2 separate regions of the Homo sapiens genome follow, and region 1 is linked to region 2. Evidence: read pairs that join two places in POLR2A ChIA-PET (ENCODE). Cell type or tissue: GM12878. All regions are shown on one strand. Each heading gives the region's core, and the rest is flanking DNA. Links, peaks and the distances in the headings are about the cores only.

Region 1 (10,486 bases), core at 1,118-9,117, 77 kb before region 2:
GGTGGCACGTGACTGTAGTCCCAGCTACTCGGGAGGCTGAGGCAGGAGAATCGCTTGAACCTGGGAGGCAGAGTTTGCAGTGAGCAGAGATCGTGCCACTGTACTCCGGCCTGGGCAACAGAGTGAGACCCTATCTCAAAATAAATAAAATAAAATAAAAAATAAAAAAGAGGATAACTCTTAAGCGGAGAATTCTAAAACAGTAACAAAACCCAGTAAAAGTTGGCCTGCTTTTTATCACCATGGGCCAGCTATTCTAAATAATATCAGTAATAACATCCGCCTTCCAATGAGGCAGACCTCTCCCACCCCACCCGCATCTTGACATCTCTGGGCCTCAGGAAGTTTATATCACTGGGCTTGAGCTTCACACTCTGTAAATTGACAGGGCTAATCCATGTCTAAGGGATCTTCCAACTCTAAAATTATAAAATTCAAGAGGCAGCCAGCTCTCTGAGTGTGAACTTGTTCAAATTCATTAATTCATTCATCCCCTCATTCCTTCACTGACTATTTACTGAGTTCCTTCTATGTACTGGTCACCATGCTAGGTGCTGGGACACAGGAGGAGTCAGATGTTGGCCCTGTCCTTAAGGAAACTCACGGAGGAGCCTCTCTGCAAGCTATACCTCCTAGCCAGCTCCCATGGTGTCTGCTCACCTCCTCTGAGGGGTTTTCTTTGATCCACCAGGTCCCTCAGTCCCCAGCTGTTATCTGAGCTACTTATGGGCAGAGTTTGTGGCTTATTCATCATCAGAACCCAGAGTCTAGGCCAGGCAAGGTGGCTCATGCCTGTAATCCCAACACTTTGGGAGGCCGAGGTGGGCAGATCACCTGAGGTCAGGAGTTCGAGACCAGCGGTGACCAACATGAAGAAACCCCATCTCTATTAAAAATACAAAATTAGCCAGGCATGGTGGCGCATGACTGTAATCCCACCTGCTAGGGAGGCTGAGGCAGGAGAATCACTTGAACCCCACAGGTGGAGGTTGTGGTGAGCCAAGATCACGCCACTGCACTCCAGCCTGGGCAACAGGAACAAAACTCTGTCTCCAAAAAAAAAAAAAAAAGAAAAAACCCAGAGTCTAGATAGCCTCTGGCTCTATAGCTGTTTGTTGAATGAGTGAATGAATGAATAGCAGCTTAGAATGGAGATTAATACCTATCCAAGATACTTTATTCAATAAGTTGAGCCATGCAAAATTGCCAATACTTGACCATTTTAACTAATAAAACAGAAATTTAATATGGTTCAATTTGATACATACGAATTTACAGAGAAGGACAATGGGCTGTGTGTTGGGTCTGAACTGGGAGACAGAGAGTATCTACGTTGGAATTCCACCATGGAGGACTGATTTCCCAAAGCTAAGAGCACCTTGCTATGAGTCAGTTGCATATATATGTCAGTCCCTCCACATAGGTTAGGGGCAACGTCAAACCCAGCCCTGGGGTCCTGCTTAGGATGCCCCTTCCTCCCACTCAGGTTACCTGATGGCTTATCTCTGACTGATCCCCAGTGTTTACTTTGGAGACTTGGGTGAAAGGTTTCCAGCCACAACCATTTCTTTTCCTGGATCTTTTGCCAAAATGTCCCCCTTGAAAGTCTCTTACCATTCTTGGAAATCTTGGTAGGGTTGGGTAGTTGCCACTGGTGTCTGGCTTCTGACCCCCTGAAAGCTGTAGGACAGGAGGAATATAGTTTAAAGATGGAGGGCCCACGGCCAGAGGTAACTTGTAGGCATTTGTAAACTCTCTTGAAGTGGCCCATAAAGACATGCGCTCTTCCTGTTCCTTCTGTTTCATCTCGACTTCATCTAATATCTGCTCGATATTCCTCAGCCTATCATCATTCTCGTGCATTATTGTCTGCATAATCTTTAGATCCAGCACACACTTACTGATGAGATACTCCTCAGTCGTGGACATGTTGTTCAAATTGCTCTTGGCTTCTCTGGTTGACTCAGGAAGGCTGAGTGAACTGAGTGAACCGTTTTGCCAGTCCCAGTCATCAAAAGAGTACTCTGTCTCAGCTTTTGAAGAGCTCTCATCCTCACTGCCAAAACAACACGCCTCTCTCTCCATCTTATCCAGCTCTTCTTCCATGGATTTCAGTTCATCTACCTGGTTAGGTCCGTCTGCCTCCAAAGATGAAGCAGCTCCTGGAGGCTCTTCTATGTCATCTTCCAAAATCAAGCAGCCTGAGTAGATCTCGTTGATTTCGAAACTGCAGAGGCTTGGCTGACCTGTGCTGGGGCTGCTGGCCTCTTCTGCCATAAATGGAGCAGGGCAAGGAGCATCTTGATTCTGAGTCTCCCTGGCCATCAGACATGGATCTGGGGCCTGAGGATCTAGTGTCCCCTCAGTGAATAAAGAGTGAACCCTTGGTGAATGAGGTTGACTGCCTATTGAAAAAAACAGCAAAATGCAACTCATTAAAATGAACATATTTGGCAGCTAAGCAGCCTTGGCTTGTTCAAGAGGCAAAGACTGTCAAAAAAAAAAAAAAAGTTTTTTATTTTCCCACCCCCTTCCCAGTTGTGGAAGACTACTGGATACACTCACAAAGGGTGAGGGAGTATGTGTCCCCTAGGGGAAAGCTCCTATTTTGACATGGAATGAGGCAGAAATTGTTGTCAGGGCAGGGGTCTAGCCATGGAGGAAATATTCTAAGCTTTATTGTGTGTCCAAACATGCATAACTGTCAGGACATGCAAATTAGAGGCCCCTGAATCTTGTTTTCTTTTGTTTTATAGAGATGGGGTCTTGCTGTGTTGCCCAGGTTGCTCTCAAACTCCTGGCTTTAAGTGATCCTCCCGTCTCACTCTCCCAAAGTGCTGGGATTACAGGTGTGAGCCACCGTGCCCAGCTCCCCTGAATCTTAAGGACCACGTTCATAGCCTTCTTTTCACACAAAAGAGTTTGACTATTTCTCAGTTAAAGTTATGCTCTTGGTGAGCATCTGATAACAGTAGCCTAGGGCCAGGCGTGGTGGTTCACGCCTGTAATCCCAACACTTTGGGAGGCCAGGGCGGGTGGATCACTTGAGGTCAGGAGTTCGAGTGGTCTCAAACCAACATGGTGACCAACATGGTGACCACCATGGCCTGACCAACATGGTGAAACCCCATCTCTACTAAATACAAAAAATTAGCCAGGCATGGTGGTGCATGCCTGTAGTCTCAGCTACTTGGGAGGCTGAGGCAGGAGAATCGCTTGAACCTGGGAGACAGAGGTTGCAGTAAACCGAGATTGCGCCATTGCACTCCAGTCTGGGCAAAAAGAGTGAAACTGTCTCAAAAAAAAAAAAAAAGTAGCCTAGATACCACCCAAGGAGCCATTACATTATGGGAGTAATGAAAAAACTAAAAAATTTATGCTAGGATTGACCACCCACCACCCCTGGTTTACAGGTGTACAGCTTACAGAGAATGGGACTAAGCTGTCAAAGTAATGAGGTTACAGGGCCACTCTGGAGGCCTCCAGCACTGCTGAAGGAGAGTCAGAGTGAATGGTCATTTGGCTGGAATTGGAAGGCCTGGGTTCCAGTTCTATAACAAGTTCTCTGTGATCCTGAGCAGGTTACAACCTCTCTGAACCTTAGTTTTCTCATCTGTAATATGAAGGCATTAAGCCTGATGACTGCAAGGTCCTTTCCAGTTCTAAATTCTAAGGTTTTCAAATGTACTAAAATGTAGTAAAATTGGTTGGGCAAAGTGGCTTATACCTGTAATCCAAGTGCTTTGGGAGGCGAAAGTGGGAGGACTGCTTGAGGCCAGGAGTTCAAGACCAACCTGAGCAACATAATGAGACCTCATCTCTAAAAAAAAAAAACTTTTTTAGGCCAGGTGTGGTGGCTCATGCCTGCAATCCCAGCACTTTGGGAGGACCAGGTGGGAGGATTGCTTGAGTTCAGGAGTTCAAGACCAGCCTGGGCAACATCGTGAGACCTTGTCTCTACTAAAAATTTAAAAAGTAAGGCTGGGCGCAGTGGCTCACACCTGTAATCCCAGCACTTTGGGAGGCCAAGGCGGGTGGATCACGAGGTCAGGAAATCGAGACCATCCTGGCCAACATGGTGAAACCCCGTCTCTACTAAAAATACAAAAAATTAGCTGGGCATGGTTGTGCGTGCCTGTAATCCCAGCTACTCAGGAGGCTGAGGCAGGAGAATTGCTTGAACCCGGGAGGCGGAGGTTGCAATGAGCCGAGACCCCACCATTGCACTCCAGCCTGGGCAACAGAGCAAGATTCCATCTCAAAAAAAAAAAAAAAGAAAAAAATTAGCCCAGCATGGTGGCACATGCCTGTAATCCCAGCTACTCAGGAGGCTGAGGCATGAGAATCACTTGAACCCAGGAAGTGGAGGTTGCAGTGAGCTGAGAGCATGCCACTGTACTCCAGTCTGGGCAATAGAGCTAGACTTTATCTCACAAAACAAACAAGTTACATCTACAGTTTAGAGGAGTCAATTAGTTGCAGCTCATGTGACTCTCAGAACACATTTGTGTCAAACTAACACAACCTGTGAATTAAGGCCATACCCATTTCCTTTAGTTCTATGATTTCCATGTCAGGTGTCTCTCTGGGGTGTTCTGAAGTCAGTCCTAGATAGACATTGACATCGGGATGGAGTCCGTATCTCTGCACTCTGGGGCTCTCGGTTGGTTGAGTTCTCTGGGCTCCAGTAAAATCCTGTAACACAGGAAATATTGTCAAGGACATAGTCTCAGTCATCCTGAATGTCACTGGTGCTTTAGAAACCATCTAAGTATCTGATAAACTCCCTCTTATTCCTGTTGGGTAGACTGACTTTAGTCCTAATTAACTAGTTTATTGTTATTGCCAATACCTTAAAAGCAATAATAATAGCTACCATTCACTGAATCTCCACTAAGTGCCTACAGGGTGCCCCTACTATGCATATGTGTTGAACCTCCCTAGCTCCCCTCCTCAATTCCATGCTGCTTTCACCAAGTTAAGCAGTTAGGCTATTATCAAGAACACAGAAATGGTGTAATAAAATGAGGATTTCCAAAATTTCTTACAACTTGGTCTCTAGCTTCATCTTGTCTCTAACTCCCTATTCTCCTGAGTTAGGTAAGCAGAAATAAACTCCCAACAACTTCAGGGCTTGCCTTTAAGTCATTCTTCAGAATATACCGGATATCTTGAAGGTTCATAGTTCGGTCTTTCTGCTTGACGTGGATGCCTGACTTAACAATATCATAGTAAGGTTTCGGAAGCCTGACATCAGCTTCTAAATAATTCCCCGAGACTACGGCTTTTTTAACAACTGAGCCATCTAAGCCCTTCCAGGGTATGTCATCTGTAAGGAAAAAGTCATACAAAAGAGTAAATTAGGAAACCAAAGAGTGGAGTGGGGGGAAAAGAAATCAGATGAAGCTGGGTAACCTTAGGCAAGTCACTTAACTTCTTTATTTTTTTTTCTAATCCACTGTACTTTAGAAACAATTCATTTCCTTATATATTAATTTCTCTCTGTAGAAAAACTACCCAGAGGGGCCGGGCGTGGTGGCTTACACCTGTAATCCCAGCACTTTGGGAGGCCGAGGCGGGTGGATCACAAGGTCAAGAGATCGAGACCGTCCTGGCCAACATGGTGAAATCCCCTCTCTACTAAAAATACAAAAATTAGCCAGGCGTGGTGGCGCACACCTGCAATCCCAGCCACTCAGGAGGCTAAGGCAGGAGAATCGCTTGAACCCGGGAGGCAGAGGTTGTAGTGAGCTGAGATTGCGCCACTGCACTCCAGCCTAGCAACAAAAACAGAAAACAAAAAAACAAAAAAAAACTACCTGGAAGGCCAATTCATAAGTGAGAAGCCACTTTACTCATTTACCAGAGAGATCACCGCCACAGAGATAGGAAACAATAGTGTCAGCAACATGTACACATGGGCTCCCCGCTGGCAGGGGAGCCCAATATTCATCTCATGTATATTGTCATTTTGCCTCTGGGACTGCAAACACCATAAAAAAGCAGCCCTTGGCCGGGCGTGGTGGCTCACGCCTGTAATCCTAGCACTTTGGGAGGCCGAGGTGGGTGGATCACCTGAGGTCAGAGGTTGAAACCAGCCTGGCCAACACAGTGAAATCCCATCCCTACTAAAAATACAAAAATTAGCTGGGTGTGGTGGCGAGCACATGTAATCTCAGCTACTCTGGGAGGCCGAGGCAGGAGAATCACTTGAACCCAGGAGGTGGAGGTTGCAGTGAGCTGAGATCGCGCCACTGCACTCCAGCCTGGGCAACAGAGTAAGACTCCATCTTAAAAAAAAAAAAAAAAAAAGCCTTGCACGTTGGCTCACGCCTGTAATCCCAGCACTTTAGGAGGCTGAGGTGGGCGGATCACGAGGTCAGGAGATCCAGACCATCCTGGCTAATACGGTGAAACCCCGTCTGTACTAAAAATAGAAAAAATTAGCCGGGCATGGTGGCACGCGCCTGTAGTCCCAGTTACTTGGGAGGCTGAGGCAGGAGAATCGCTTGAACCCGGGAGGCAGAAGTTGCAGTGAGCCAAGATCCCGCCACTGCACTTCAGCCTGGGCAACAGAGTGAGACTCTGTCAAAAAAAAAAAAAAGCAGCCCTTAATGTGATTTTACTGTGTGTGTGTGTGTGTGTGTGTGTGTGTGTGTGTGTGTGTGTGTGTGTGTGTGTGTGTCTTTCTTTTGAAGGATTCCTTCCATCTTCAGATATGTGACTACTTTCTCCACATCAGAGCAGTGGATTTGGAAGTACATCCATTTCTTTCAAGTGACACTGTTTATACATCTAATGGACACAGGGTGTGTTTCATAGTTTACTTCTCAGAGGCTAGTCTTTCCCCCTAATTTACAAGTTCTCAAGGGATACCACACATAGATCATAAGTACTGATACCAATATTCAGGTTAAAAAGTTTGCTTCGGCCGGGCGTGGTGGCTCACACCTGTAATCTCAGCACTTCAGGAGGCCGAGGTGGGTAGATCACAAGGTCAAGCGATCGAGACCAGCCTGGCCAATATGGTAAAACCCCGTCTCTACTAAAAATGCAAAAATCAGTTGGGCGTGGTGGTGTGCACCTGTAGTCCCAGCTACTCGGGAGGCTGAGGCAGAAGAATCGCTTGGACCCGGGAGGCAGAGGTTGCAGTAAACCGAGATCGAGCCACTGCACTCCAGCCTGGGTGTCAGAGCAAGACTCTGTCTCAAAAAAAATAAAAAATAAAAATAAAAATAAATTTTTTTAGTGTGGATTAAATGCATCATCACTGACAAGCAGATGGATGGGCTTTGCTGAGTCTTTTTTTTTTCTTTTGAGACAGAGTCTCACTCTGTCACCCAGGCTGGAGTGCAGTGGCGCTATCTCAGCTCACTGCAACCTCTGCCTCCCAGGTTCAAGTGATTTTCCTGCCTCAGCCTCCCAAGTAGCTGGGACTACAGGCACGTGCCACCACGCCCAGCTAATTTTTGTATTTTTAGTAGAGACAGGGTTTCACCATTTTGGCCAGGCTCGTCTTGAACTCCTGACTTCAGGTGATCCACCCGCCTCAGCCTCCCAAAGTGCTGGGATTACAGGCGTGAGCCACTGCTCCCAGCCAAGAAGTCTCTTTTTAATAAGTCTTCTATTTTCATAAAAGTCAGTAACTCCTGTGGGGGGAGAAAAATGCAACCTAAGAATAGGGACTTTGGTCAACCATTAATGATCTTGATCTACCTGTTAAAATCTCCTGCATGATCATAGAAAAGCTGTAGATGTCTGATTTCACTGTGGCTGCCTTCTGTAAGATCACTTCTGGTGCGGCCCAGTTGTATAGCTGCGTAGGAAGGGGCACTCGAGTCAGGTCCCTCTGTACACCTCTGTCCTCGCTACGGAAGGAAACTCACAAGTCAGCGCTCATGCCTTAAAGGGTCTTTTATTCATTCATTCATTCATTCATTCTTTCATTCATTCAGAGTCTTGCCCTGTCACCCAGGCTGGAAAGCAGCAGCGTGATCTCAGCTCACTGCAACCTCTGCCACCTCCCGGGTTCAAGCGATTCTCCTGCCTCAGCCTCCCAAGTAGCTAGGATTACAGGTGTGTGTCACCAGGCCCGGCTAATTTTTGTATTTTAGTAGAGACGAGGTTTTGCCATGTTGGCCAGGCTCGTGGGTCTTTTAATCAACATACTACATTTGTGAAAACTTTGCCTCTGAAGGCTGACAACCTCTTTGAGTTCCTGGAAACCTAGCTAGACAATGAGCTAGTCCACACTGCTTCAGAGCTGTTCCAATACCTGCAATTCCTTACTATTCCACCCGGGCCCTCTCCACCACTTCATCTGGCAACTCTACTGCTCACCCACTCCACTCAAGTCACAGGGACCTTCTTTCAGTTCCTCCAACATACCTCATGTTCTTCAAGTCTTTGCACTGGCAGCTTCTGCCAGGCATGCTCTGCCCACAGATCCTAGAATGACTAGCTACTTTTTGTGACTGAGATATTTGTCTGAAAGTCACTTCCTCAAGGAGGCCCTCCCTGACTGCCTAATCTAAAGTAGTCCTGTTTTATTGGTTTCAGAGCACTTATTATCTGAATTTGTGTTCATTTAGTTTATCTGTCTCCCCTCCATTCTAGAGAGTCAGCTCCATGAGAGTAGGCAACTCATCTGCTTTTATATCACTGTACTTCTGGGCTTACACCAGGGCCTTGATGCTTGCTGTTGAATAAATGAACGTAAACTCTTTCAAGAGCCCTCTCAACCCCCATCTGCTTTATCAAAGCCATCTGGGACTTCCCCAACTCCTCATGATTATTTCTTTTCTGAACTCCTGCCCTTTTGGGAATGTGTCCTCTCAGTTTAGCACTCAAGGGTTCACTCATATGCTTAAATAACTCTTCCCAACCAGACTCCTTAAGAGCTAAGTCAGAGCATCCTAAATGTCTTCTGGCCCAGCAAGAGTCCTCAGGGTAAACTCAGCACTGACTTGTGCCCACAGCTGTCATGACAGTCAAATGAGATCATGGATGTAGAAACACTCGGTGAGCCATAAAGCGCTCTTTCATGTAAAGAATTAGTATGAATATTATGGGAGGCATTCAGTCAAGACTTAATGACTGGCAGTTGATAATTAAGAATTAAGTTTTTAAAAAGCAAGTGACAGCAAGTTTTTTGTTGGTCTGGAAAAAGGATAGATTTTAGACGATGAGATGGGCTTCTCAGACTTTGAGCAAACTTCCCTAAATAAAGTTTCTTCCAGCAAATCTTTGGATAGAGGGCAGTGAGTTCATGAAGTCATGAAGGTGAAAAAGCTAGTATTGACTTTAGTTATATTGCTGAAAAGTCACCTATGGCCTAGTATAGTGTGAACAGTGTGGATATGCATACAAATTTAATACATAATTATATATTGAACCCAGGAGGCAGAGGTTGCAGTGCGCCAAGACTGAGCCACTGCACTCCAGCCTGGGTAACAGAGTGAGACTCCATCTTAAAAAAAAAAAGGGCCAGGAGCAGTGGCTCATGCCTGTAATCCCAGCACTTTAGGAGGCCGAGGCGGGTGGATCACTTGAGGTCAGGAATTCAAGACCAGCCTGGCCAACATGGTGAAACCCCATCTCTACTAAAAACACAAAAATTAGCTGGGCATGGTGGCACGTGCCTGTAATGCCAGCTACTCAGGAGGCTGAGGCAGAATTGCTTGAATCCGGGAGGCAGAGGTTGCTGTGAGCCGAGATCGCACCACTGCATTCCAGACTGGGCTACTGTCTCAAAAAAAAAAAAAAAAAAAAAAAAGGAAGGAGCTGAAGGTAGGAGAAACTGCTGTATCACTTTTATACCAAGAGATGGAATGCTATCCTTGACAATGACATTCAACAAACTGATATGCCCTAGTAGAGTGTTACCAAAAATAAATGTGGGATTGAAGGCTACTTTGGGTTGGTGAATAATCAACTCATGTTACCAGCTTTCAAAGAAGGGTATGTTGTTACACCTGCAACGGCTTGCTGTCTAACATTTCTGACACTTCTACCTGAGGTTCCATCCTGAGGTCATTCCTAGACATTCACAGACCCTTGGTTACCTCCTACCCCCTCACTTGGCCAGTTGTTGACCCCAGCAACTCCATGCATTTCACTTTATTCCCTCCCATTTTGGCTTCATGGTCACCACTAGGCCCTGTCTCATGGTCTCATGGCTGGTGTTCCTGTCAACCTCCAATCCATCCTGCCCCTGTATCCTGGAGACATCCTCTACTATCTGTTTAGCCCCATCTGTGTCTCTAACCAATCAATTGGGTAACTTCACACCATTGCTTCACCCCTGGGTGCCTCAGTTTCCTCAACTATATAAGGACAGCATTGGGCTGGGCCATCTCCAAAGCTCCATTTCGGGCTAGGATTCACATTTCTATTGGTGAGCAAAAGGAGAAGAAACTGTGGTACCTTTCTCTCAATAGCAGATGGCGATCCATCACTGACAAAAGTGCACACCCTTTAGCGTCCA
Region 2 (10,486 bases), core at 1,070-9,069:
AATACAAAAATTAGCTGAGCATGGTGGCTCAGGCCTGTAATCCCAGCTACTCGAGACGGAGAGGCACAAGAATCGCTTGAACCTGGGAGGCGGAGGTTGCAGTGAGCCGAGATCCTGCCCCTGCACTCCAGCCTGGGTGACAGAGTGAGAATCCATCTCAAAAAACGAATAGAAACACTAAGAAGAAAACATAGATGTAAATCTTCCTGACCTCCAATTAGGGAATGATTTCTTACATATGACATCAAAAGCACAAGTATAGTATGTCAATTATCCTTCAATAAAGTGGTTAAAAAAAAAAAAAGATTTATCTTCGATGAGGCCTTTGGAAAAAAAAAAAAAAAGGCAGGTAGGCCGGGCACGGTGGCTCACACCTGTAATCCCAGCACTGTGGGAGGCTGAGGGGGGGTGCATCACTTGAAGCCAGGAGTTTGAGACCAGCCTGGCCAACATGACGAAACCCCATCTCTACAAAAAACACAAAAATTAGCTGGGCATGGTAGCACATGCCTATAACCCCAGCTTCTTGGGAGGCTGAGGCATGAGAATCACTTGAGCCTGGGAGGTGGAAGTTGCAGTGAGCTGACATTGTGCCATTGCACTCCAGCCTGGATGACACAGGGAAACCATCTCCAAAAAAAAAAAAAGATGCAAATAGCCAATAAGCACACGAAAATATGTTCAATATTCTTAGCCATCAGGGTAATACAAATCAAAATCACCATGAAATACCACTTCACCCTCACTATGATTGCTAGAATCAAAATGACAAGTATCTGGCTATGGGTGGGCAAACTAGTTGATTTTCCCGAAAAAAGCTAAAACTACAAAGAAGATTGTGCCAAGCCTTGAGTGTGTTGAGCCCAACTGCAGAACAAAGAGAATGCTGGGTATTAAGAGATGTAAGCATTTTGAAGTGAGAGGAGATGAGAAGAGAAAGGGCCAAATGATATCCAGTTCTAAGTGTCATCTTTTGTTTTATAATGAAGACAATACAATATTGGGGTTATGTTCACATAAAAAAGTCTCCAGACAATCTCTGGCTCTTTCTAAAAATCAAACTATCTTTTAAATGGGTGAATTGTATGGTATAATATTAACAGATGGTTTCCCCATCTCCCTTCCCCAGACAGACTCCTGATTATGACAAGGACTATGTTCCAAGGGTATCTGCATTCCCCTCACCCAGAATAAGCTTTGTTTACAATAAGTACCCCATTATATATTGGCTGAATTGAATGAACTGGAAATCAAACTCAGGAAGCATTTCCAAAAGGATTTCCTTTAAACATGTTTTTAATTTTTAGAGACAGGTTCTTGTTCTGTCGCCTGGGCCTCCAAAGGTACGGTGATTACAAGCACGAGCCACTGAGTCTGGACTTTTTGCATTTTTAAATTGATATATCATAGTAGTATGTAAGCTTTTCCCTTTTTAAAACTACTATGGGCCAGGTGCCGTGGCTCACACATGTATATCCCAGCACGTTGGGAGGCTGAGGTTAATGGATCACCTGAAGTCACGAGTTCGAGACCAGCCTGACCAACATGGTGAAACCCTCTCTACTAAAACATAAAAATTAGTCGGCCAGGTGCAGTTGCTCACGCCTGTGATCCCAGCACTTTGGAAGGCTGACGCAGGCAGATCACCTGAGATCAGGAGTTCAAGCCCAGCCTGGCCAAAATGGTGAAACCCCATCTCTACTAAAAATAAGAAAATTAGCCAGGCGTGGTGGCAGGTGCCTGTAATCCCAGCTACTCAGGAGGTTGAGGCAGGAGAATCACTTGAACCCTGGGGGCAGAGGTTGCAGTAAGCCAAGATCACAGCATTGCACTCCAGCTTGGGCAACAAGAGAGAAAATCCATCTCAAAAAAAACCAAAAAAACAAAAAAAAACACAAAAAAACCCAGGCGTGGTGGCAGGCGTCTGTAATCTCAGCTACTCGGGAGGCTGAGGCAAGAGAATCACTTGAACCTGGGAGGCAGAGGTTGCAGTGAGCCAAGATCATGCCATTGCACTCCAGACTGAGCAATAAGAGTGAAACTCCATCTCAAACAAAAGAAAACAAAACAAAACAAAACCAACAAACTACTATGTCAGAACCTAAAGGTGATCATTCAAAGTAGTCATTTTAGAATGCAATGAATGAATTTCAATTCTATAGTCATTGTTAAGAGCAGGTTAAAATCCTTTAGGGGCCAGGTATGGTACTCATTTTTGTAATCCCAGCACCTTGAGAGGCCGAGGTGGGAGGATCACTTGAGGCCAAGAGTTCGAGACCAGCCTGGGCAACATAGCGAGACCCTATGCTACAAAAAGTTCTTTTAAAATTAGCCAGCTGACCAGGTGGGGTGGCTCACGCCTGTAATCCCAGTACTTTGGGAGGACGAGGCAGGCAGATCACCTGAGGCCAGTCTGGCCAGCATGGCGAAACCCCGTCTCTACTAAAAAATACAAAAAAGTAGCCAGGTGTTGTGGCGGGTGCCTGTAATCCCAGCTACTCAGGAGGCTGAGGCAGGAGAATCGCTTGAACTCAGGAGGTGGAGGGTGCTGGGAGCCGAGATCAAACCATTGCACTCCAGCCTGGGCAACAAGAGGGAAACTCCGTCTCAAAAAAAAAAAAAAAAAAAAAATTAGCCAGCCGTGGTGGCACATGCCTGTACAGCTACTTGGAAGGCTGAGGCAGAAGGACTGAGTCCAGGAGGTCAAGGCTGCTTTGAGCCATGATTGAGCACCACTGTACTCCAGTCTGGGAGACAAGAGCAAGACCCTGTCTCTAAAAATAAAAATGCTTAAAGGAAATCCTTCCTGAGTTTGATTTCCAGTTCATTTGACTCAGCCAACATATATGTGGTACTCATTGTGTACAAAGTTTATGCTGGATTAAGGGAACACAGCCAAGAAAAAACACCAAGGAAGCCTGTTACTATCACAAACTAAATAGTAGTACAGCTTCTCACTTCCATGGAAATTTAAAGACACAGTTCACAAGAAACAAGCAAGGAGAAGCCAAACACGGCCACAGACAATCACATTGGCTACTTCCCATTTGACAAAGAATAACACAGGGGAAAGTGTGAACACAGTCGCCCACTACCACAAATTATGCAGTTGAGTATCCCACATTTGGGGAAATCACAGGGGCCAGCAAACACAGAATGCAATGAGTGAACCTTGCCCTGGGAAAACCACCTTTGTGGTCAGGGTATCTTCCCTGCCCGGTAAAGTGGAAGGCATGGTTGTTGCCTGACATCTCACCCTCAGATTCAAAACACTCTTCACATAGGGTCACTCTTCTTGCACAAGTTCTAGCCTGCTACTTACAAGATAAAGACTTTTCCAAAGTTTAAGAGCCAGAAATGGCTGGGCACGGTGGCTCACGCCTGTAATCCCAACACTTTGGGAGGCCAAGGCAGGCAGATCACGAGGTCAGGAGTTCAAGACCAGCCTGGCCAACATGGTGAAACCCCATCTCTACTAAAAATACAAAAATTAGCCTGGCATGGTGGCGGGTGCCTGTAAGCCCAGCTATTCGGGAGGCTGAGGCAGGAGAATTGCTTGAACCTGGTAGGCAGAGGTTGCAGTGAGCAGATATGGTGCCACTGCACTCCAGCCTGGGCGACAGAGCGAGACTCCAACTCAAGGGGGAAAAAAAAGGGAAGTTTTTAGATGTGATTGATTTAAGATGAAAAGCTTATCCAGATGGGCCTAATGTAATCACAGGGTCCTTAAGGGAAGGACACTGGAAGACAGTGTGGCGATTCCTCAAGGATCTAGAACTAGAAATACCATTTGATCCAGCAATCCCATTACTGGGTATATACCCAAAGGATTATAAATCATGCTACTATAAAGACACATGCACGTGTATGCTTATTGCAGCACTATTCACAATAGCAAAGACTTGGAACCAACCCAAATGTCCATCAATGATAGAATGGATTAAGAAAACGTGGCACATATACACCACGGAACACTATGCAGCCATAAAAAAGGATGAGTTCATGTCCTTTGTAGGGACATGGATGAAGCTGGAAACCATCATTCTGAGCAAACTTTGCAAGGACAGAAAACCAAACACCGTATGTTCTCACTCATAGGTGGGAATTGAACAATGAGAACACTTGAACACGGGGTGGGGAACATCATACACCAGGGTCTGTCATAGGATGGGGGAAACGGGGAGGGATAGCATTAGGAGACATACCTAATGTAAATGACGAGTTAATGGGTGCAGCAAACCAACATGGCACATGTATACATATGTAACAAACCTGCACGTTGTGCACATGTACCCTAGAACTTAAAGTATAATAATAATAATAATAATAATAATAATAATAATAAAAGAGAAGGACACTGGAGCCAGGCGCCGTGGCTCACACCTGTAATCCCAGCACTTTGGGAGGCCGAGGCAGGTAAATCACCTGAGGTTAGGAGTGCGAGACCAGCCTGGCCAACATGGTGAAACCCCGTCTCTACTAAAAATACAAACATTAGCAAGGCGTGGTGGCGTGTGCCTGTAATCCCAGCTACTCAAGAGGCTGAGGCAGGAGAATCCCTTGAACCCTTGAGGCTGAGGTTGCTGTGAGCTGAGATTGCGCCATTGTACTCCAGCCTGGGCTACAAGAGCGAAACGCCGTCTCCAAGAAAAGAAAAAAAACAGAAGGACTCTGGAGGTCCACAAAAAGATATAAAGACAGAAGAAAAGTCAGAAGATGCTAAATTGTTAGCTTTGAAAAGGAAAGGGCTACAAACAAGGAAAATGTGAAGGTAACACTCCCTTAGAGCCGCCAAAGGTATTCAACTGCGTACTTCTGATTGTAATGGCAAATCACTGTAGTACTCAATGACAACACCAACCACGAGGGGTGTGAGACCAAAAGCGTGTGTGGAGAAAAAAATGACCATTAGAAGGCATCAATCTCTCGCTATTCCAAAACAGGAGGTTACAATATAACACAGGAAAACCTACGAAGCAAAGATACAACGTACGCCTTTTATAAACAAGCCAGATCAGGGGAGAGAACCAACATAGTCCCCACTACCACAAATTATGCAATTAAGTTTCCCACATTTGTAGAAAACCACAGGGGTCAGCACATCCACAATGCAAGAGACAAACCTCACCCTGAAAAATCCACCTTTAATGATCATGTTATTTCCCTTGCCAGTTAAGTATGAGTCCCCAGCGCTGCCTGAGAGTTCACCCTTAGATTCAAACCACTCTAAATATAGGATCATTTTTCTCATGTGCTCTTTAGACCCCCTAATTTCTGGAATAAAGATATTTTCCAAACTACAATAACCCAGCACCTGTATTTTTAATATCTGGCTATTCAAAATCTTAAGAAATATAAGCCTAGGGTGCAAATAGCCAGCAGTCACTGCGCTTATCTACATACTCCACACCCCTTTGGATGATCTCATTCAGTATGTCCTTTCCTAGTATGCTTGGTGACACGACTGAAATAAAACTTAAAAATGCTCTACAGATTAAAAGGTAAATAACGTAAACTAGCTCCTGCCTTTAAGGGTTTGGCACTAATGATGCCACTATGGTGTCTTTTTTCTTTTTTTTTCCCCCCAGAGACAAAGTCTTGCTTTGTTGCCCAGGCTGGGGTACAGTAGTTATCGAACTTCTGGCCTCAGGGGATTTTCCTGTTTCAGTCTTCCCCAGCAGCTGCAAAAACAGGCGCGCACGGCTTTCTTGCGCAGTTAAACAAGCTGCTATACACGTAACCTGAGTAAGTTTGAAAACATGAAATTTGGTAAAATTATTTCTGAAAATCCAGTCTACATATCTGAAAATCCAATCTCTGTATAGGTTACCTACCAGTCCAAAGTGTCATGCTTACATACAAAATGCTGTCTTTCAAACATGCAGCAAATGATCAATCTTACTTGAAAGATCAATTGCACAAACGCTAATTCTAATTTTGAATGAAGCAGGCCGGACGCTGTGACTCCTGCCTGTAATCCCAGCCCTTTGGGAGGCCAATGCGGGCAGATCACTTGAGGTCAGGAATTCGAGACCAGCCTGGCCAACATGGTAAAACCCTATCTCTAATAAAAATACAAAAATCAGCTGGGCATGGTGGCAGGCACCTGTAATCCCAGCTACTCAAGAGGCAGGAGAACCTCTTGAACCTAGGAGATGGAGGTTGCAATGAGCTGAGATCACGCCGCTGCACTCTAGCCTGGGCGACAGAGCAAGACTCTGTCTCAAAAAAACCCCACAAAAACCAAAAAAACAAATTAGAATTGGAGTTTCAGAGTTAACAGTGTTCTTCAATTGTCTTTCCAAGATCACACTAGAACCACCCTAATATCCCACATCTTTTATTTTACAGAAGGACTCTTCTGGTATCTTCTCTTCTGCCAAAATAAATTAGCCAGAGTTTATAACTTTTTTTTCCTTGTCACTGACTTCAAGCTCACGGTTTTCCATCTTTACAAAAGGAAGAAATAATGCTGTTTTAAAAATCTTGGGCCAGGTGCAGTGGCTCACACCTGTAATCCCAGCACTTTGGGAGGCTGAGGTGGGTGGATCACCTGAGGTCAGGAGTTCAAGACCAGCCTGGCCAACATGGCGAAACCCTCTCTACTAAAAATAAATTAGCCGGGCATGCTGGTGGGCACCTGGGTACTCGGGAGGCTGAGACAGGAGAATCGCCTGAACCCAGGCTGCAGTGAGCCGAGACTGTGCCATTGCACTCCAGCCTGAGCAACAAGATCGAAACTCCATCTCTAATGATAAATAAATAAAAATGAAAATAAAAATCTTGCTAAACAAGCAACAACTGAGAACATAGAGGTGTCTTAGATGGGGAGAAAAAGAATATTGGGACAAGGAGGTAGGGGATTCTGTGATGCAACCAGACACTTGTTCTCAAGTCTGATGTTCTGACAGTCTATCAGTTTTATTTTTATATACTTTCCTTTTCAAAGAAGTATTATGTAATATATATATACATACACACATATGTATATGTATGCTCTATAAATTGTCAACATTTTGTTTTGTGAAATAAAACACACTTTGAAATCTGGTTGGAGGGCTGGTCGCAGTGGCTCACACCTGTAATCCCAGTACTGTGGGAGGCCGAGGCAGGTGGATCATTTGAGGCCAGGAGTTCGAGACCAGCCTGGCAAACATGGTGAAACCTTGTCTCTACTAAAAATACAAAAATATCTGGTGGTGTGCATCTGTAATCCCAGCTACCCAGGAGGCTGATGAAGGAGAATCGCTTGAACCTGAAAGGCAGAGGTTGCAGTGAGCTAAGATCATGCCATTGCACTCCAGCCTGGGTGACAGCAGGAAACTCTTGTCTCAAACAAAAAAACAAAAAAAAAGAAAAGAAAAAAGAAATCTGGTGGAACAACTCATGTAAGGGAAAAGGTAATGTATGTGAACTATACTGCCATTACCACCAAACAATTCTTACAACCAAAATGCCAGTTTCAGAAGATTTGTGACTAGCAGTGCCTTCTTCAGGCTAGAGTGCAGTGGCACCATCACAGCTCACTGCAGCCTTGACCCCCAGGGGTCAAGTGAGCCTCCTGAGTAGCTGGGACTACAGGCACACACTACCATGTCTGGCTAACTTTTGTATTTTTTGTAGAGAGGGAGTTTCACCATGTTGCCCAGGCTGGGCTCAAACTCCTGGGCTCAAGCAATTGACCCGTCTCCGCCTCCCAGACAGTTGGGATTAGAGGCATGGAACCACCATGCCCAGGCCACAGAGTCTTTCTTTTTTTTTTTTTGTGACAGAGTCTTACTCTGTCGTCCAGGCTAGAGTGCAGTGGTGCCATCTCAGCTCACTGCCACATCTGCCTCCCAGGTTCAAGCGGTTCTCCTGCCTCAGCCTCCTGAGTAGCTGGAATTACAAGCACATGCCACCATGCCCGGCTAGTTTTTGTATTTTTAGTAGAGATGGGTTTTTGCCATGTTGGCGAGGCTGGTCTCGAACTCCTGACCCCAAATGATCCACCTGCCTCAACCTCCCAAAGTACTGGGATTACAGGTGTGAGCCACCACGACCACTCCTCCAACCAGATTTCAAAGTGTGTTTTATTTCACAAAACAAAATGTTGATAATTTACAGGCCCACCTCAGCTTCCCAAAGTGCTGGGATTATAGGCGTGAGCCACCATGCCCGGCTGCCCAGCCTACAGAGTCTTAAGTGGCTCATGAATCCTCACAAGTCCCAGTTTCAATGTTTCACAAAAATTTCATTGCTATTGGCCTAGTTATCAAAATATCTGTTCAAGGGAGTCAGCCTTAGGCAAAAAGATGTCTGTCCTCCACTGCCTTGTAACTCTAAGCAAGTTAAGAAAAATGTTACTGTTATAATCCTCACAGAGGTCCTGCATACCTTAATATCCTTTGAGAAGAGCCTCATTTCTTTGATTAGAAAAAAATGAGGAGCTGGATGCGGTGGCTAACACCTACAATCCCAGCACTTTGAGAGGCCAAGGTTGCAATGTGTCGAGATCGCGCCATTGCACTCCAGCCTGGGCGACAGTGCGAGAGTCTGTCTCAAAAAAAAAAAAAAAAAAAAAAGACAAAAATGAGGAAAGGCTGAGCACGGTGGCTCACGCCTGTAATCCCAGCAGTTTGGGAGGCTGAGGCGGGTGAATCACTTGAGGTCAAGAGTTCAAGACCAGCCTGGGCAACATAGCAAAACCCCATCTCTACTAAAGATACAAAAATTAGCTGGGCATGGTGGCACGTGTCTGTAATCCCAGCTACTCCGGAGGCTGAGGCAGGAGAATTGCTCGAACCTGGGAGGCGGAGGTTGCAGTGAGCTGAGATCACACCACTGCACTCCAGCCTGAGTGACAAAGCAAGACTCCATCCCCCCCCCCAAAAAAAAAAGGAAATATATGTTTGTTAAATACTAACATAAGTAAACATATAAAATCTTTATAAACTGAATCTAGTAGATTATTTAAAAAGAGACAGAATTGGCCAGGTGCGGTGGTTTACGCCTGTAATCCCAGCACTTTGGGAGGCTGAGGCAGGCGGATAACCTGAGGTCAGGAGTTCAAGACCAGCCTGGTCAACATGGTGAAAACCTGTCTCTACTAAAAATACAAAAATTAGCCAGGCATAGTGGCTCACGCCCGTAATCCCAGCTACTCGGGAGGCTGAGGCAGGAGAATTGCTTGAACCCGGAAGGCGGGGTCTGCAGTGAGCTGAGACTGCGCCACTGCACTCCAGCCTGGGCGACAGAGCAAGACTCCAGCTCAAAAAAAAAAAAAGAGAGACTTGGTCAGGTGGAGTGGTTCCCGCCTGTAATCCCAGCACTTTGGGAGGCTGAGGCGGGCGGATCACAAGGTCAAGATATCAAGACTATCCTGGCCAACATGATGAAACCCCATCTCTACTAAAAATACAAAAATTAGCTGGGCGTGGTGGTGCATCCCTGTCATCCCAGCTACTCGGGAGGCTGAGGCAGAAGAACTGCTTGAACCCGAGAGACGGAGGTTGCAGTGAGCCGAGATGGTGCCACTGCACTCCAGCCTGGCTACAGAGCGATAGGACCTACATATATAAAAGTATACGATAAAGGTAACATTTCATATAGAAGGGGAAGGAACTGATTATTTCAAAGACTGCTCAGAAAATTAGGTCACAACTGGAAAGAAAAAAAAATGCTTCCGCCCGGCATGGTGACTCACGTGAGCCTATAATCCCAGCACTTTGGGAGGCCTTGGCGGGTGGATCACCTGAGGTCAGGAGCATGAGACCAGCCTGACCAATATGATGAAACCCCATCTCTACTAAAAATACAAAAATTAGTGAGGCATGGTGGTGGGTGCCTGTAATCCCAGCTATCTGGGAGGCTGATACAGGAGAATCGCTTGAACACGGGAGGCGGAGGTTGGAGTGAGCTGAGATCACACCATTGCACTCCAGCCTGGGCAACAAGAGCGAAACTCCGTCCCAAAAAAAAAAAAAATTGCTTCCATATTAGCCGGGCATGGTGACACGTGCCTGTTCCCAGCTACTCTGGAGGCTGAGGCAGGAGAATCACTTGAACCAGGGAGGCAGTGGTGGCAGTGAGAAGATCGTGCCACTGCACTCCAGCCTGGGCGACAGTGAGACCCTGTCTCAAATAAATAAATAAATAAATAAATAAATAAATAAATAAATAAATAAATAAAAAGCTTTCTTCCTCCTACCACTTATTTTTTAAAAACTCATATAGATTAATAGGGAGGCAGAGGTGGGCAGATCACCTGAGGTCAGGAGTTCGAGATCAGCCTGGCCAATATGGCAAAACCCTGTCTCCACTAAAAAATACAAAAATTAGCTGGGCGTGGTGTCTCACACCTGTAATCTCAGCTACTCAAGAGGCTGTGGCATAAGAATTGCTTGAACCCTCAAGACAGAGGTTGCAGCAAGCAGAAATCATGCCTAGGTGACAGAGCAAAACTCAGTCCCCCAAAAAATCATATAAATAGTCAAATGTTGAAGGA

Evidence for each region. Peaks named below come from ENCODE experiments on the same cell type or tissue, not always from the same donor. Only the 100,000 strongest peaks of a DNase experiment are listed, where the experiment ranks them.
Region 1: POLR2A ChIA-PET joins it to region 2 with 6 read pairs; 10 of 35 experiments call an interaction of 5 or more read pairs at or near these places.

The regions. Positions count from the first base shown.
Region 1 is chr17:58,597,262-58,607,747 of GRCh38, forward strand. It overlaps TEX14 (testis expressed 14, intercellular bridge forming factor), which reads right to left. Exons shown (of 32, transcript NM_031272.5): 11 at 7,717-7,868; 12 at 5,139-5,329; 13 at 4,545-4,695; 14 at 1,615-2,405. Among named protein-coding and RNA genes, the nearest start is that of SEPTIN4, 58 kb to the left of the region's middle. In GM12878, for the core only: no CTCF peak of the experiment used is centred there; a DNase peak (open chromatin) is centred at 8,430.
Region 2 is chr17:58,674,511-58,684,996 of GRCh38, forward strand. The region is part of intron 1 of TEX14 (testis expressed 14, intercellular bridge forming factor); the gene reads right to left. All of the region lies in intron 1 of IGBP1C (IGBP1 family member C), which reads right to left. It also overlaps the pseudogene RNU1-52P and the pseudogene RNVU1-34. Among named protein-coding and RNA genes, the nearest start is that of IGBP1C, 12 kb to the right of the region's middle. In GM12878, for the core only: no CTCF peak of the experiment used is centred there; DNase peaks (open chromatin) are centred at 4,961 and 5,433; H3K27ac peaks cover 260 bases.